Linked DNA regions of Mus musculus: all the other regions are linked to region 3. The links are chromatin loops, found by intact Hi-C in ENCODE. Cell type or tissue: left cerebral cortex. All regions are shown on one strand.

Region 1 (5,000 bases), 450 kb after region 3:
ATATGGAAGAAAAAAGAGCAAGAGATTAGAAAACAAAATGAAAAGAAACAAAGACTTTTAAAATATGAGAATGTTTAGAAACAAAATTAGGTAAATTTAAGAAGGGGAGTAAAAATAAAAAGAGGTTTACCATTCGTTTTGGAAAAACAGCAGTAGCAATTACTGAAAGTGTAGTAGAGAGAAACATGTCGGGTTGGGGAACAAAAGGCAAAATGGTGGCCCAATAATAAAAGATATGTAAATAAAATGTTTTTAAAAAATATAAGGAAGCAAAACTGCCATTAAACATGAAAGAAAGAGCTGGGCAGTGGTAGTGTATGCCTTTAATCCCAGCACTCGGGAGGCAGAGGCAGGCAGATTTCTGAGTTCGAGGCCAGCCTGGTCTACAGAGTGAGTTCCAGGACAGCCAGGGCTACACAGAGAAACCCTGTCTTGAAAAACCAAAAAAAAAAAAAAAAAAAAAAAAAAAAAAAAAAAGGAAGAAAGAAGACAAGGAAATACCAGGGCGTGGGGTAGTGGGGAACAAGAAAGGGAAGGTGAGGTGGTGGACTGGCTTCCACTGGGCTGATGGCTGCGTGCACTTGGGGCAAGGAGAGCGTTGTTGAATTTGTGGGCTTCCGTGTTTCCTTTGTTTATCCGGGTGCTGAACTTTCTAGAGGCTTTTTTTTTTTTTTTTTTTTTGCACCTGTCTGCTTTTCCTGGACTTTGCAATTGTTCTGTCATTGCCTTAGTGAATTTCTGACACTCTCTTCTCTCTATTTGGAACAGAGTGCTTTTTCTTCCTATGGGTCTTCTCTTTCTTTTGGTCACCTGGAGGTAGTGTCTGGTCTGACACCTGCACAGAGGTCAGGGGATCACTTCTTGCAGCACGTGCAGTTTCTTGAAGAGACAAATTGCTCACATGAAGATGATTAGGTCACACTCACAGCTTTCATTATGATATCAGTAGAAGGCTGTTGGCAAAGTTGTTCAGGCTTATGGTATGTGCTACAGTTCATTTTATACATTGATGATCCTGAATTTTTACATTTTTATATATTTGTAATGGTACTGTGTATGGTCTGTTAATGTTTGTGTGCCTATGTTTTGATACATTTTAACTTTTTAATACGTTTATTTGTATGTTATGATAGTAAATGATAAAAACAGATTGTTACCCACTTATGCCTTATACATTCATGACAGGCCTAGTTTAGCTGTTTAAAATATGATAAAACACTTATATAGGGAGAAAGTTTATTTTCACAGATTTAGAGACTTCAGTACACAACTGCTATGAAAAACACGAAGCCATTGAAACAGCAATGCAAAAACAAATATTTTAAAAATTAATTAATTTGGGGGCTCTAGAGAGATGACTCAGTGATTGAGAGCACTGACTGCTCTTTCAGAGGTCCTGAGCTCAATTCCCAGCAACCACATGGTGGCTCACAACCATCTGTAATGGGATCTGCTGCCCTTTTCTGGTGTGTCTGAAGACAGCTACAGTGTACTCATATAAATAAAGTAAATAAATCTAAATTTAAAAAATTAATTTTTAATTAGCATACAAAGGCATTTTCCTTATAGCATTTTCATATGCTCATCACCTTTCGGGATGTGATCTTGATTTTTTTTTTTTCTAGGTTGCCTATATCTTAAATGAGAATGTTAGCTTTAAGAAGACAGAGACAACAGTGGTTTTACTAATGAGTATAGCGTCTGGTGTATAGTAGAGACTCATGTAAATGTGTTAAATGCATGAATGAAAATGAATACTAGAAGATGTAGTAATCCTGAGAGTCGACTATAACATGAGAAAGAATTTGGTTTAAGGTGCTGTAATGAGAGAATATATTGAGCCAAGTAAGGCATGGCATATAGGCTGGGTTCCATATGCATTATTTTTATGTATGCTCTTCCAGCAGTTTCTTCTACTTGGAGTATTTCCCCTGAAGTAGAGGTAGGGCTTGTTTTAGAGGAGGCTGACCATATCCGTTATTGCTGATGTGATGCGTGAAGCAGTGGAGGGGAAGCAAGAGTGCCATCTAGTTTCTGGTTTGACTAAGTTAGCAGAAGAGCCTTAGTTGCTAAAAAGAGAAGCATGGATGAGAAACAGGTGTGGAGAGTTCATTAGAAATTCTATTTGGTCACAGTTGACTTAAGATACCAATAAAGCTTTTCTTTGGAAATGGTAAGAAGGGATTTGGATTCCAAGTCAGGAAATTAGAGAGGAATTAGTGTTTGGATAGAAATTTGGGAGACTGAGCATAGAGACACATGGACGTTTTTTATTCAGCATGGTGAGAGGATGCCTACAGCAAGTGTGCCAGGGAAAAGAACGGCAGCATTTAGAATCAGATAGAAACACTTGACAGTGGGTTGGAGAAGCCTGACCACAGAAAGACTCTTAGGCTACATGATGCTTTGGCTGCTAAGGATAAAAAGTGCAGCTTAAAAGAGAAAAAGACATGAATTGCTAACTCAAGCTGGAGTTTCAGACACAACAATAAAGTGGTTAAAAAAAACCCCTGGAAGATAAATGGCCTTACAAAGTGATTTACTTACATAACAGCAGTAAATGACTGGTACTTAACGAGTGCAATCCTCTGTTGTTTGGATATTCCTGGGAATTTTTATTTTTAACATTGAAAAGTAATTTTTAAATGTGCAATTTGAACTTGGGTTTTTCTTTTCTTTTCTTTTCTTTTCTTTTCTTTTCTTTTCTTTTCTTTTCTTTTCTTTTCTTTTCTTTTCTTTTCTTTTCTTTTCTCTTCCTTCCTTTCTTTCCTTTCTTTCTTTCTTGACAAGATTAATGGTTTTAGTGCCACCTAATGGCAAAGTGGAACATTGCAGCCATGTTTATCTGCAGTGAAAAGTGCTGTCTTTGAAAGAACATCTCTCGGGACTTTGTTCTTGGACAGGCCATGGAGTGCAGGATCTGGTCTTCTTCAGGCCAGCCTGCCTATTCTGCCCTCCTCACATTACTCGTTTATTCACAGTGAACACTATTTGATTTAAGATTTGTTTTTTCATTTAGGTTTTTGCTCATGTATTTTCCTCTAAGAGTTCTTTTTTAAATTTAATTTTATTTGTAATTCATTTTTTACACTCCATATTCCATTCCCAGCCCCTCTCCATCCACCTTCTTGAGGGTTAGGTGCATCATCTCTGAATGAACCTGGAAGTCCTCTACTGTATGTGTGTTGGGGGCCTCATATCAGCTGGTGTATGTTGCCTGTTTGGTGGTCCAGTATTTGAAAGATCTTGGGGGTCCAGATTAATTGAGACTGCTGGTCCTCCTACAGGATCACCCTTCTCCTCAGCTTCTTTCAGCCTTCCCTAACTCAACCACAGGGGTCAGCAGCTTCTGCCCATTGGTTGGGTGCAGATATCTGCATCTGACTCTTTCAGCTGTTGGGACCTCCACTTGAGCTGGATGCCACTTTGGGCCTGTTGCTGGGCCTTCTTTTCCTCAGGCTCCTTTCCATTTCCATACCTGTAATTCTTTCAGACAGGAACAATTATGAGTCAGAGATGTGACTGTGGGATGGCAATCCCATCCCTCACTTGATGTTCTGTCTTCCTGCTAGAGGTGGGCTCTATAAGTTTCCTCTCCCTACTGTTGGGCATTTTATCAAAGGTCCCTCCCTTTGAGTCCTGGGAGTCTCTCACTTCCTAGGTCTCTGGGGGGGGGGGGGACCGTGGGGTGAGGGGGGGTGTCCCATTAACCTTCTATTTCCTGAAGTTGTCTATTTACATTCTTTCTGCTGGCCCTCAGGACTTCAGTCCTTTTTGCTCACTGGATACCAGATCAGGTATCCCCTCTCCCCAACCCTACTCCTCACTCCCCCATCCACTTTCCCTCCCAGGTCCCTCCCTCCCTCCCTACTTGTGATTGCTTTCTTCTCTCTCCCATATGGGACTGAGACATCCCCACTTAAGCACTTCAGGTTGTTGTTGTTGACCTTTTTGACTTCTGTGGACTGTATCTTGTTTTTTTTCCCCCCCCCAATATCCACTTATTACTGAGTACATACCATACATGTCCTTTTGGGTCTGGATTACCTCACTCAGAATGATATTTTCTAGTTCCATCCATTTGCCTGCAAAACTCAGGTTCATTTACACAATGGAATACTACTCAGCTATTAAGAACGAGGCCATCCTCTAAGAGTTCTTTTCTGCCACTTTACTTGAGGTTATCCCACGCTCTGCACCATTTCTCTGTCGTTTGCTGTTTTACTCTTTAAACTTTTAGATTTGGACCGATTTCACTCTCTCCCTCTTCTCCTCACTCACTGTCCCCCACTTTCTCTTTATCCTCCTTCCTCTCCCTCCTTTTCTTTTCTTCCTCACTAGTGTTTAAGCGTTGGAACAATGTCTACCTTGTCCAGCCTTCTTCAGGCATGTAGCCGAGGACTAAGATCACTGTCTGTTATGTAGTATGTAATATCTTCAGTCAGAATTAGTTGTGTGAATAAATTTATGAACTTCTAGAAATTTGAGTTTCTGTGAGACTATAGATCTAGCAAGAAAATGGAATTTCATTTAATATGATTATTGAGACCTAACTTGGTACATGAATACAAATGTATGAAATTTTACCTTTTGAGTGTTGTAAAATATTAATATCTCCAGAGAAGAAAAACACATCTTAGAGTATTAAAGTTTATATTCATTTGTCAACTTCATTAACCGCAAAATATTTTAAGTATGGTACTTGGTCTTTAGGAGATAAGTTTTTTGAAATGCTTTGGATTTAATAAAGTAATTGAATACATTTTATTGGATAGGGTTTTACTATGTGTGTGTGTGGTTTTTTTTACCTTGTTAAACTTCTGGGCTTAAAGGCTTTCCCTGTCTTAAACCTGGGAGGCTGAGAAGCTGAGATTACAGGGATCTCTTCTCCTCCCCCTCCCCTCCCTGTCCCCCTCCCCTCTCCTTCTTTTCCCTCCCTCTCCCCTCCCCTCCCCCTCCCCCTCCTACTCTCCTTTTCCCTCTCCCTTGTCCATCTCTGT
Region 2 (5,000 bases), 130 kb after region 3:
CACCTTGTCCTCTGACCACTGCACCCACACCGCACACACCACAGTACATGCACACACACAGAAGTATTAAAAAATAAAATCAAATAAAAAGCACCACAGACAGGGATGCAACATTTAAATAAGCATTTTTTCATTTTCCCACAGGCATAAAGTATTCCCATGATGTGAGCCTTGGCCACACTCCTGGTGAGCCTCCCACTAATGTGCACCTCAGTGGGTTTAGGTTAATGGCCCTCCCTGTCTTGTCCTTTCTCGTTGCTTTCAGGTGGTTTGGATTAAGAGTCCCACCTCCTGTCCTGCCTGCTTCCAGGACTTACAGAAGGACCTTCAGTGGGGGTCAGGAGGAACCAAGAACTGGGGCTGCTGCTACCAGGAGAAGTTCCTTCGGCTCTTATGCCTGTGGAGGTCCCAGGCCAACTTCTGGAAGACATCTTTATCTTTACAGACACCCTTGGCCTTCTCATCAGAGCAGTATTGGGTTTGGCAGGAGAGCTCCTAGTCTTTTTTATTATTTTTGACTTTACAAATTCTTCCTGTCCATAGCAGCCATGCAGGTCCCACTTATCCGAACCCCTCTGTTAAAAATCTTCCATCAACTGAACTTTCCTTCAGAAGGCAGCGTCTTCCCTCTGCCACCACCTCCTCCCGTTCTTCTCCCCACTTGTTTGCTATTTAGATAGGAGTCTTCATCAGTTCTGTTTATACAGAATCTTTCTTTAAAGTAGGCTAACTAGTACAATAACTGCTAAGTATACATTACTTTTCAGGCATGTTTGTAAGCACTTAACAAAGATTAAGCCTTTAACGAATATTCTTTTGTTTGGGGGTGTTTTGTTTATATCGAGTGACAGTCTCTCTGTGTAGCCCAGGTTGGCCTAGAACTCACGGCAATTCTCTTGCCTCAGCCTCCCTAGTCCTGGGACATATCTGGTACTACTGTTCACTCCTCAAACGACCCTATTAGTAAGTACGCTGCTATGTTGCCAGGTGACTGGAGGGAAAGGTTCTACGAATTTCTCAATTCTTCGCCTCCTTTGACTCTTATGCCCGTGGCAAAGGGTCCTATCAGCCTCTTTCTAGTATCCACGGAACTATATCTCTCATCAAATTCTCTTGTACTCAGTTCCTAACACACAACTAAAACTCAGTAGTTTTTCTTGTGGTTAGTCCATGAAGAAAGTCCCTGAGTTAGTCACTGCAATATTGCCACAAAAGTCAACCCACTGCTCCCATACTAACGCTCACGTTGACGTTAGCTTCCGTTTGTACACATCTTAAATACACAAAAGCATTGCAAAGACAACAGTCACACAACAGAAAGAAATGCAGTACACGGCCAGTCGAGGACCCAAAAGCTCTTACCAAAACTATGTCGTAAAGACACTGTCATCCACTCCGGATTCACGAATCATCCTTCAAGTTTTGCTCCAAGACTACGTCGAGACGAAAGGTTTTGGTTTTTTAAGAAGAAGAAAGTGGCCAAAATGACTGCTTAAGAGAGAACCGAAGCAATCCCCGGTGAGTTCAGAAGAGACATCAGGAGTCCTGGAGTGAACCTAGCTTCCCTCAGGCTCGAGCAAGACCTGCGACTTCCCCCGGGAGAGACAGCTCGGCTTCCCAAGCTGCCCGGCTCTATGATCCTCGCTCTTCGGAAGCTGGCGCCGGCCCACGAAAAACAGGGAGTCCCCAAAGACCCTTCTCCGGAGCTCTCCGGGGATCAAAGGTAGACTTGAAAGTTCCGCTCGTCTAGGCGCTTTTCCACACACGCCACGCCCTCCAGTTTAAAATCATTTCCCGACTTGCCCTGCGGCCGACTCGGAAAGCCTCGCCTGTGGCCCTCCGATTTCACGTAACTGAAAGCAACTGAAGTCGTCATTTTAACTGAGGGCAAGGCTTGGAAGGCTTCAATCAATAGCCTCAAATTCCCAATCCCCTATTGCGCCGCGTTGTTCTTCCGTTTTCCAACCGGTGCGAAACTTTCCCGCATACTGCCGCCCACAATAAACATGGCGGAGGCGCCCTCGTCCTGATTGGCCGGAATCCTTGCGTAACTTTGGCGCTCGCCGGGCGTCAGAGGGACTGGCTTGTGGATGTGGTTTGTGTCTGGGTTTGAACCTCAGAGCTGTTTGGATTTGTTCGTCTTCACCTTTCAGGAAAATCCAGGATGGGCCGCCAGGTTTGGGAAAGTTGAAACACGAGGCTGCACCTCCTTATATTTCTGCTTATGCCCTGGTCACCTTCGAGATACGTGGGAATAAAGGGAGGACGCGCGCCTGGTGGCCGGCCTTCCGGCTGGGGCGCTCTGGCACTGGCGCTGCTGTTGAGGCATCTTCGGGGCTCAGCCTTGTTTAATTAAAGTGGGAACTGATGCACTGAAGGAAGCAAAGGCTTTCCCCCTACCCACTCACCTAAGGTCTCTGGAGACCTTGCAGGTCAATCTACTTTGTAGATACTAGAACGTTCAGCGGAGCAGGGTCTGGATGCATTTGCGTGGGAACTAGAATTTTAAGGGTTCCCAGGTATTCCGAAAACCGAGTTTTGAGCACCACCACACCTGCAGCGTGGGATTCGTGATTGTCTCTCCGGATCCCGGGACTTCAACATGTATCTTGGTTTTTGGTTAAGTCGTCTATGCAGGGGTTTATCCAGACCCATCGGGAAGACCATGCGGCCAATCTGGGGTTCTCTTTCCAGAAATCTGGCGTTGAGTTCACAAAGAATTCCAGGTGAAGGCAGCTACGAGCTTCCGCCTGTTTTTGACAGCTTGTTTCCCTGATTCTAACTGCATTTTAATACCAGGTCATTCATTCTCTTGATTAGTTATAATTAAGGTCCCCCCCTTGATTATAAAAAAAAAGTAGATAGCCTGTGTAGTGTATACTATTAGTAGAAAAACTAAAGTAATAATTTAAATAAAATCTTTTCTAATAGTTTATTGATTTACAAATGATTGTTATAAACTATACTTGTACTAAAGTTAAATACTAACTGCACTGTCAAGCAGGTAATTTCTAAAATTATATGTCACTTACCAAAATGGACAGCTACCATTTTATGTCCCTTCAAGTGCTAGTTTATGTACAAGGTTTAGATTTTTAAACAGAAGGCAAAATTTTCCTTTGGGGCAGTTATTTGCTTGGGCCTTGACACTTGTGCAGGTAAACACAATAGGGATATTGTATAATCTAGGCTATTTTATAAACTACATCAGACCTACAAGATGGCTCAGTGGCTTCAGGCACTTCCTGCCAAGCCTGAGTACCAGAGTTGACTCCCAAAACTCACACTGTGAATGGAAGAAGAGAACAGAATCCAACAAGTTGTCCTCTGACTTCCACAGGGGCACCGTGGCATGTGAGCCCACATACCTGTGGGTACGCACACATAAACACACACACACACATCTAATTTAAAATTTTTACAACTTCACCCATTGACCTGAAAGAGCTGATACATCATGAATGGAGAGTATTTTTAAAGAAAACTACAAACATTCTTACTGATGCCTTTTAAAGTGCTTTTTCCTTCTCTTCTTAAAGAATTCAGTAGCTTTGTTGCTCGGACCAACACATGTGGAGAGTTGCGTTCGTCCCACTTAGGCCAAGAAGTCACTCTGTGTGGATGGATTCAGTACCGCAGGTAAACTGAAGAAAATGGTTCAGGAATACATGGAGGTCGTTTTCCCAAATAGTTCCAACCTTTGCTAGTTTTTATCCAGGCAGAGAATAATATTTGCCACTTTTGTAATTTCTCGGAAGTCACTGCCTTTTCCGTTCTGTTTTGTTTTGAAAAAGTCTAATAGTGTTATTCCCAGTAAGTACTAATATCGGTTAAAGGGAATAACGATAAAACGTGACCCACCGGAGGACTGAAATAATCCTGAGCAGAGTTTACAAAACTCATAAGCAGTAAGTGGGAATAGACTAGGATTCTGTGAGGCAGCTATGAAGCTGCAGAAGCATAGGAAAACAAGTTTACTTCATTCAAAATGTAAGTAAAAAAAAGCTTAAAACTGGGAGCAGTCATCCATTAGGCTCAAAGCCCATTCATTGCTGTGTTTCTTATTGCTCCTCTCTTCTGTTCTGAAGCATACTAGCATATTAACTCTCTAAAGAAGTTCAAAATGTGGGTTGATGTTTGTCACATGAAAGACGCTACCTTGGCTCTTAGAGTGTTCAGCATGCTGGATGCAAACATTAATTGTCTTGACAAGAATCATGTTCTTAAACTGCTTGTATATAACCGTCGACATTGTGCTGAGTGACAGTGTAGACTCTTACAGCTTTGCCATAGTAACGTTCTTGGAGCATTTTTTTTAAACTGTATTCTTTCCCTTAATGTCTGCAGTATCATCCTTGTAGAGTCACAAAGGAATGCCTCTTTGCTTTCCAAAAGGCCTAGAGAACGCACATTGGTGGTCGCTTCTCTTTCCCTTGGTATTTATGTTTATTTTATGTCTATGGGTAGTTTACCTGTATGTATGTTTGGTTGTATGCATATCTGATGCCTATGGAGGCCTGAAAAGGGTGTCTAATTCCATGAAACTAGAGTTACCAACAGTTGTGAGCTGCCATCTGGGTGCTGGGAATTAAAGCTGGGACCTCTAGAAGAGCAAGAAGCACTCTAAGTCTCTGAGCCACCTTTCCAGCCCTGGTTTTCCCTTTATAAATAAACTATTTGAAATAAAGAAGAGGGCTGGAGAGATGGCTTAGCGGTTAAGAGCACTGACTACTCTTCTGAAGGTCCTGAGTTCAAATCCCAGCAACCACATGGTGGCTCACAACCATCTGTAACAAGATCTGACTCCCTCTTCTGGAGTGTCTGAAGACAGCTACAGTGTACTTACATATAATAAATAAATAAATCTTTTTAAAAAAAGAAGAGGGCTGGAGAGATGGCTCAACAGTTAAGAACACTGACTGCTGTTCCAAAGGTCCTGAGTTCAAATCCCAGCAACCACATGGTGACTCACAACCATCCATAATGAGATCTAATGCCCT
Region 3 (5,000 bases):
CTCCAACACCCACACCCACCCTAACCCCCAACCCCACACCCACACCTACCCCTACCCCAACCCCACTCCAACACCTACACCCACACCTACCCCTACCCCCAACACCAGGTGGGAAGGGTAGGTAAGAGTTTTGCTGGTGATGCATCTCGCTCTGACCTCCTTCCTTCACACATTACGATGGTGTCACACAAGTGTGGATGTGAAGGGGAAAAAAAAACCCAACAATTCATAGAATAAGTCTATCGGAGTGACGTAGAGAAGGCACTATTGTCTCTAAACCACTTTCTTCATAATGACAACATCAATAATGCTGATCACTGATGGCACATTGAAACGTTAAAGATAGAAATATGTAAATAAATAGAATTTTATTAGCCTCATCAAAGACAAGACCAGCCAAGTACTAAAATTCTCTGAAATCTATACTGAATGCATATCAGGAAACTCACTTAGTAATGATGAACTCCATCCTCGGTTTAAAGCTTAAAGAATCCAAATTCAGGCCTACCGTGACCAAAGCAACAATGCCTGACATTCCGAAATATTCCACTGGGGAGAGAAGAAAGTGAAATAAATTTAAATGTGATTAAATCTATACACTGATTCGCCCTGAGGAAAAAATCAGTAGGAAAGGTGAAAGCAGCGTTTCTTATTTAGAAAGTTGCTTCAAGGGATTGGCTAATGCTGTAGCTCAGGGAATAGCAGTGCTTCTTCGGAGATGGGCAATAGAATAAACACCCAGCCTTTGTGAGCCATGGGACCTTCCTCAGCTATGATGCTGCAAGAAGCCGGAGGTAACATGCAGACGGTTGGCTAGCCAATAAAATACTACAGACTTTAGACTTCAAATAATCTTCATCTCCATGAGATATTATTCTTTGATTCTGCTCTTTTCATAAAGCTTTTTTTAGCTCAGAGCAGATTTGACCCAGTTTGCCAATCCTGCATCATCACTGAGGCTAGGGCGAGTGGGAAAAGAAATGACGTAATCTCCGCTCAGCACCTTGGGACTTTGTGCTGCATGGGCCAGGCGTTGCTGCTTCCTGGAGCATTTGCCCTTCTCTCCCCGACTAAATTGGCAATTCACTGGGCTCTAAATGTTGAAACATAGTCTAGGGAGAATGTTAGAACACAAAAATACTAAAGGTGCCGGGCTACAGAGTCTCCAAGGAGCCCAGGGTGACAGTAGACAGAAAGGAAGAGAAAGAACATCCAAGCAAGCAGTGGAAGAGCTTTCAAACAGGGCACAGCACGATGCTTATGGGATGTGACCTCCCCTTTCTCCATTAATGTCCCCACGTCTGCAAAGCAGGTGTTAAGTGGGGTGAATAGCACCTCACATCCTTATTGCAAGCATTAACTTAGATGATATGTTCCTTGGCATATGTGCATGGCAATGGATGGCCACTCTTGTGATTCCAGTATTAACCACTGTTGTGACTACTACAGTACTGATTTTAATCCACTGGTCTACCACTTATCAAAATTCTTTTCATTTATCTATTCACTTAACTTCACTTTGGATATATATATACATACATATACATATACATACATATATATATATATATATATATATATATGCACTTTCCTAACGAATTTAACTTCAACAATCAAGTTGAGTAAAGCTAACAGTTCTGCAAATGTTTTGATAGGGGACAACTGTCAAACTCTTATTTCCAGTTTCTTTGAGTACATGCTAGTTCTTATTTTTGTCTGATATACATATATATATATATATATATATATACACATATGTATATGATCTTGATTTATTTATTATCATATATATTCTTGCTGAGTTTTAAACACATTTTTATCAAATGTTTGTGTTTCTTTTTTTTAAATAAAGCTTATTCTTGTAATTAACTGCATCAGTTCTTAGCATGACTTCAAATATATTTCTGAACACATTCAAGAAATTGATTTTTTATAAAGTTACTGACTACCAATTTCCATTTCTTTTTTTTTTTAAGATTTATTTATTTATTTATTATATGTAAGTACACTGTAGCTGTCTTCAGATACTCCAGAAGAGGGCATCAGATTTCATTACGGATGGTTGTGAGCCACCATGTGGTTGTTGGGATTTGAACTCGGGACCTTCAGAAGAGCAGTCGGTGCTCTTAACCACTGAGCCATCTCGCCAGCCCCATGTCTGTGTTTCAATGACTTGAGCCAAAGTGACGGAACATTTTTGGTTATATTGATAAATGAAAATAAGGAACTTGTATTGTTAATTATGTGAGAGTCCCATCCCAACTCGAAAACGTGTGTGTCTGGGCTGGGAATCCTCTAACGTGAAAGGGAGGCTGAAACGCCTTCTGCGACCCGGTCCTGGCACTCTGCCCTTGGCTATCATCCATTTAATCTGTCTAAGGGGACACCAAATATTGGCTGCAAACACCTCCATTCCTATTAGGAAGAAGAAATGAACCAGCATTTATGAGCCACCCTGTCTTGAACACAGTAGGGAGCTGGCAAAGGCTCAAAAACAAGTGTCTGGGATTGGGGAGAGAGACACGCCCCGCCCCCCTCCAGGAACAACTGTCACTCAGAAGGAGGTGGGAGGAGCTGTGTACACAAGGAGCTCTTGCCAGTCCCTAGGGTAGCCGCAGCTCACAAGCATAGCAAGCTTCATTAATGCATGCAGTGCCTTACACAAATGGAGTATTGTTAGACCGATTGTATAGAAGAGACAAGCTTAAAGAGGCTAAGTATTTCCCAACGTTGCTGATTGACGGAGTATATCTGGATTCTGTCTACTCAAAAACACATTGAGAAGGAATGTTGGTTCATTCGATCAGCACGTATTAAATTACTGTCGGGCATTTGACCAACTCTAAGCTTGGCTGAAAGGAGGAAAAACTAATCGAGTGAAGAGCTGACTATGAGCGCCACTCATATTCAAGAGGCTCACAGTCTGGTAGGGAGGTGGAAAAACTGAAGTAAGGCATCCACAAAACTTTCACAAAGGAGCAAAGAAATAAAGCTGAAGGAAACGAGCATTCCGTGAATGTTTTCGCTAGTTTGACTGGCTCAGGGCAGTAAGCAACCACTAGGTGGCGATATATCTACAGGAAAAAGAAAACTGCCTTTCCTTAGCTAGAGGTGTAAGAGACGGCTGAGATCTTCATTGGTTAAAGTTGCTCCAGTGTATGAGGGGAGCAAAAGCAGTTTGGTCATAGTTAATATGGTTCCTGGGAGCTGAAACACCTCAAGTCCCAATTTTACAAAACTGAACTAACGGAAGGCCCACTGGGGCTGGGTACAGTTACTCCTGCAACTTACCCGATGCCCCAGCTTCTCTTCCTGACACAAGCACTCTTGATCTCCCCACTCTCGTTTCCCACCTTCTAGATTCAAGAAAAGATCGCTATTTGAAAGGACCTTTTAGTCTAGTGAGTGAAGGATGACGAGCTTGGAAAGCCCTCGGGAACTTCTCCGCCAACTTTTCCCATTTTATGGGGTGAGCAGCTCAAGAGTCCAGACAGAAACAACTCCATGACGATTCCGCTTCTAGGGCACTGCCATGGACTTACTGTAGGGTTAGAGAATAGAGCTCAAAGGGCTAAGAGTACCCAGACATAGGAGCGCAAAGACATGAGGTTACAATGAGAGGCCAGGAGAGAACTAGATCTGACAGAGAGGTGATGTGACAAAACACAAGTGGGTGGGTGGGGGGTGGTAACAGACAGGAGGAAGACATGAAGCAGGGGAAAGGAGCAGGGCAAACCAGGACTCCCAGGCTCTCTAGTAGGATGGCAGTTCTTGTGTTTGTTTGCCTTACCAAGGTAAAACGTCATGTACACCAGTGAGAAACAGAGAACAACGTTCGTCAGTGTGTTGCTAAAGAGGTCGGTCAATATAATCTGGATGACTCTCGTACACCAATAGCCACATATGGTGCTTCCAAAAACATCAAAGCTGAGTCCGATGATTATGTGTAACTCTAAACATAAAAGAAAGGAGAGAAAGGGGAGAAAGAAAAACGTGAGTTAACCATCTGGGTTTTGGCTTGTTTGTCTGTGTTGTTTTGTTTTTTTACTGACTGCACTCTGGTTTGTAAACAGGGGGCCTGTTCTTCCTCAGGCAGAGTGCCCTGTGAGAGTCTGATAAATCTACTTAATGTAGACTTCCCCAGGGATGTAAGTGAGCCCCCACTTACACGCTGGTAAACAATCCCAATGAAACTCCTTAGGTCACACACAGAAAGACATTAGACAGGAGGGCTGGCTGCAGAGAGGAACAAGGAGTGTGGGGAAAGAGACAGGAGAGACTAACAGGAGTGGATACGATTGAAACACATCATGAAAGCATAACTAAGCCCGTTACATGGTTAATGCGTGCTAATAAGCCATTTTAAAATTATCTACCTGATTTCCACCAACACTTCCTTATGCTTTTGGTCCTCCCCACCCCCTCTTGCAGCTACCACAAATGTGTCCCCAGGGCTCATGTCTCCCCTTCACGCTGTGCTGATTCCTGCCATTCTTCTCTAGCTACTAACGAGACATCTAGAAACCTGTCAGGGGAATGTATTCCGCATCCCAGGCACCATTAGCCACACAAATCTGGCTGTTGTCCCCCTAGGATTGTTTTACCAATATGCATTAGTTGTTTGCCTTCACCCTCAGATCTAAGACCACGCACAACTCTTAGCATCCACCAACTGAGATACATGCTGATCCCAGCTAGAGGGATAACCTGGGCCGGATGATGCAATTGGTCTATGTGTGTATGCATGCTGAGGGACAAGAGATGGGTCTTTTTAATTATTTCTTTTCCTTCTTTTCTTTTTTTTTTTTTTAGATTGTAAAATTATATCATTTCCTCCTTCCCTTTCCTCTTTCCATCCCTCCCATATACCCCAGTTTGCCTATTACAGATCAATCCAACACACACTTTGCATTTTAGCAATCACTAAAATGCAAATATGGTTATATTTTCTTGTTTACCTCACTTCTCATTTTAATTGATCAGAGAGCAATGTATAGAGA

Evidence for each region. Hi-C counts contacts between places; a loop is a spot of excess contacts. Peaks named below come from ENCODE experiments on the same cell type or tissue, not always from the same donor. Only the 100,000 strongest peaks of a DNase experiment are listed, where the experiment ranks them.
Region 1: it touches region 3 in a loop (5-fold over the local background); 12 of 42 quality-filtered maps call a loop at or near these places.
Region 2: it touches region 3 in a loop (2.2-fold over the local background); 2 of 42 quality-filtered maps call a loop at or near these places.

The regions. Positions count from the first base shown.
Region 1 is chr1:160,741,291-160,746,290 of GRCm38, reverse strand. All of the region lies in intron 1 of Rabgap1l (RAB GTPase activating protein 1-like), which reads left to right. Among named protein-coding and RNA genes, the nearest start is that of Gm37083, 48 kb to the left of the region's middle. In left cerebral cortex, CTCF peaks have their summits at 2,022, 2,596 and 2,823 (motif pointing left); DNase peaks (open chromatin) are centred at 2,014 and 2,826; H3K27ac peaks cover 421 bases.
Region 2 is chr1:161,067,719-161,072,718 of GRCm38, reverse strand. Dars2 (aspartyl-tRNA synthetase 2 (mitochondrial)) reads left to right here and starts at 2,059. Exons shown (of 17, transcript NM_172644.4): 1 at 2,059-2,726; 2 at 3,540-3,639. The coding sequence starts at 2,603. It overlaps Cenpl (centromere protein L), which reads right to left and starts at 1,952. Exons shown (of 5, transcript NM_001159930.2): 1 at 1,363-1,952. In left cerebral cortex, a CTCF peak has its summit at 2,235; DNase peaks (open chromatin) are centred at 1,959 and 2,532; H3K4me3 peaks cover 2,106 bases; H3K27ac peaks cover 727 bases.
Region 3 is chr1:161,193,752-161,198,751 of GRCm38, reverse strand. It overlaps the pseudogene Gm6185. Among named protein-coding and RNA genes, the nearest start is that of Tex50, 37 kb to the right of the region's middle. In left cerebral cortex, CTCF peaks have their summits at 561 and 3,051 (motif pointing right); DNase peaks (open chromatin) are centred at 723, 984, 2,555 and 3,039; H3K4me3 peaks cover 980 bases; H3K27ac peaks cover 680 bases.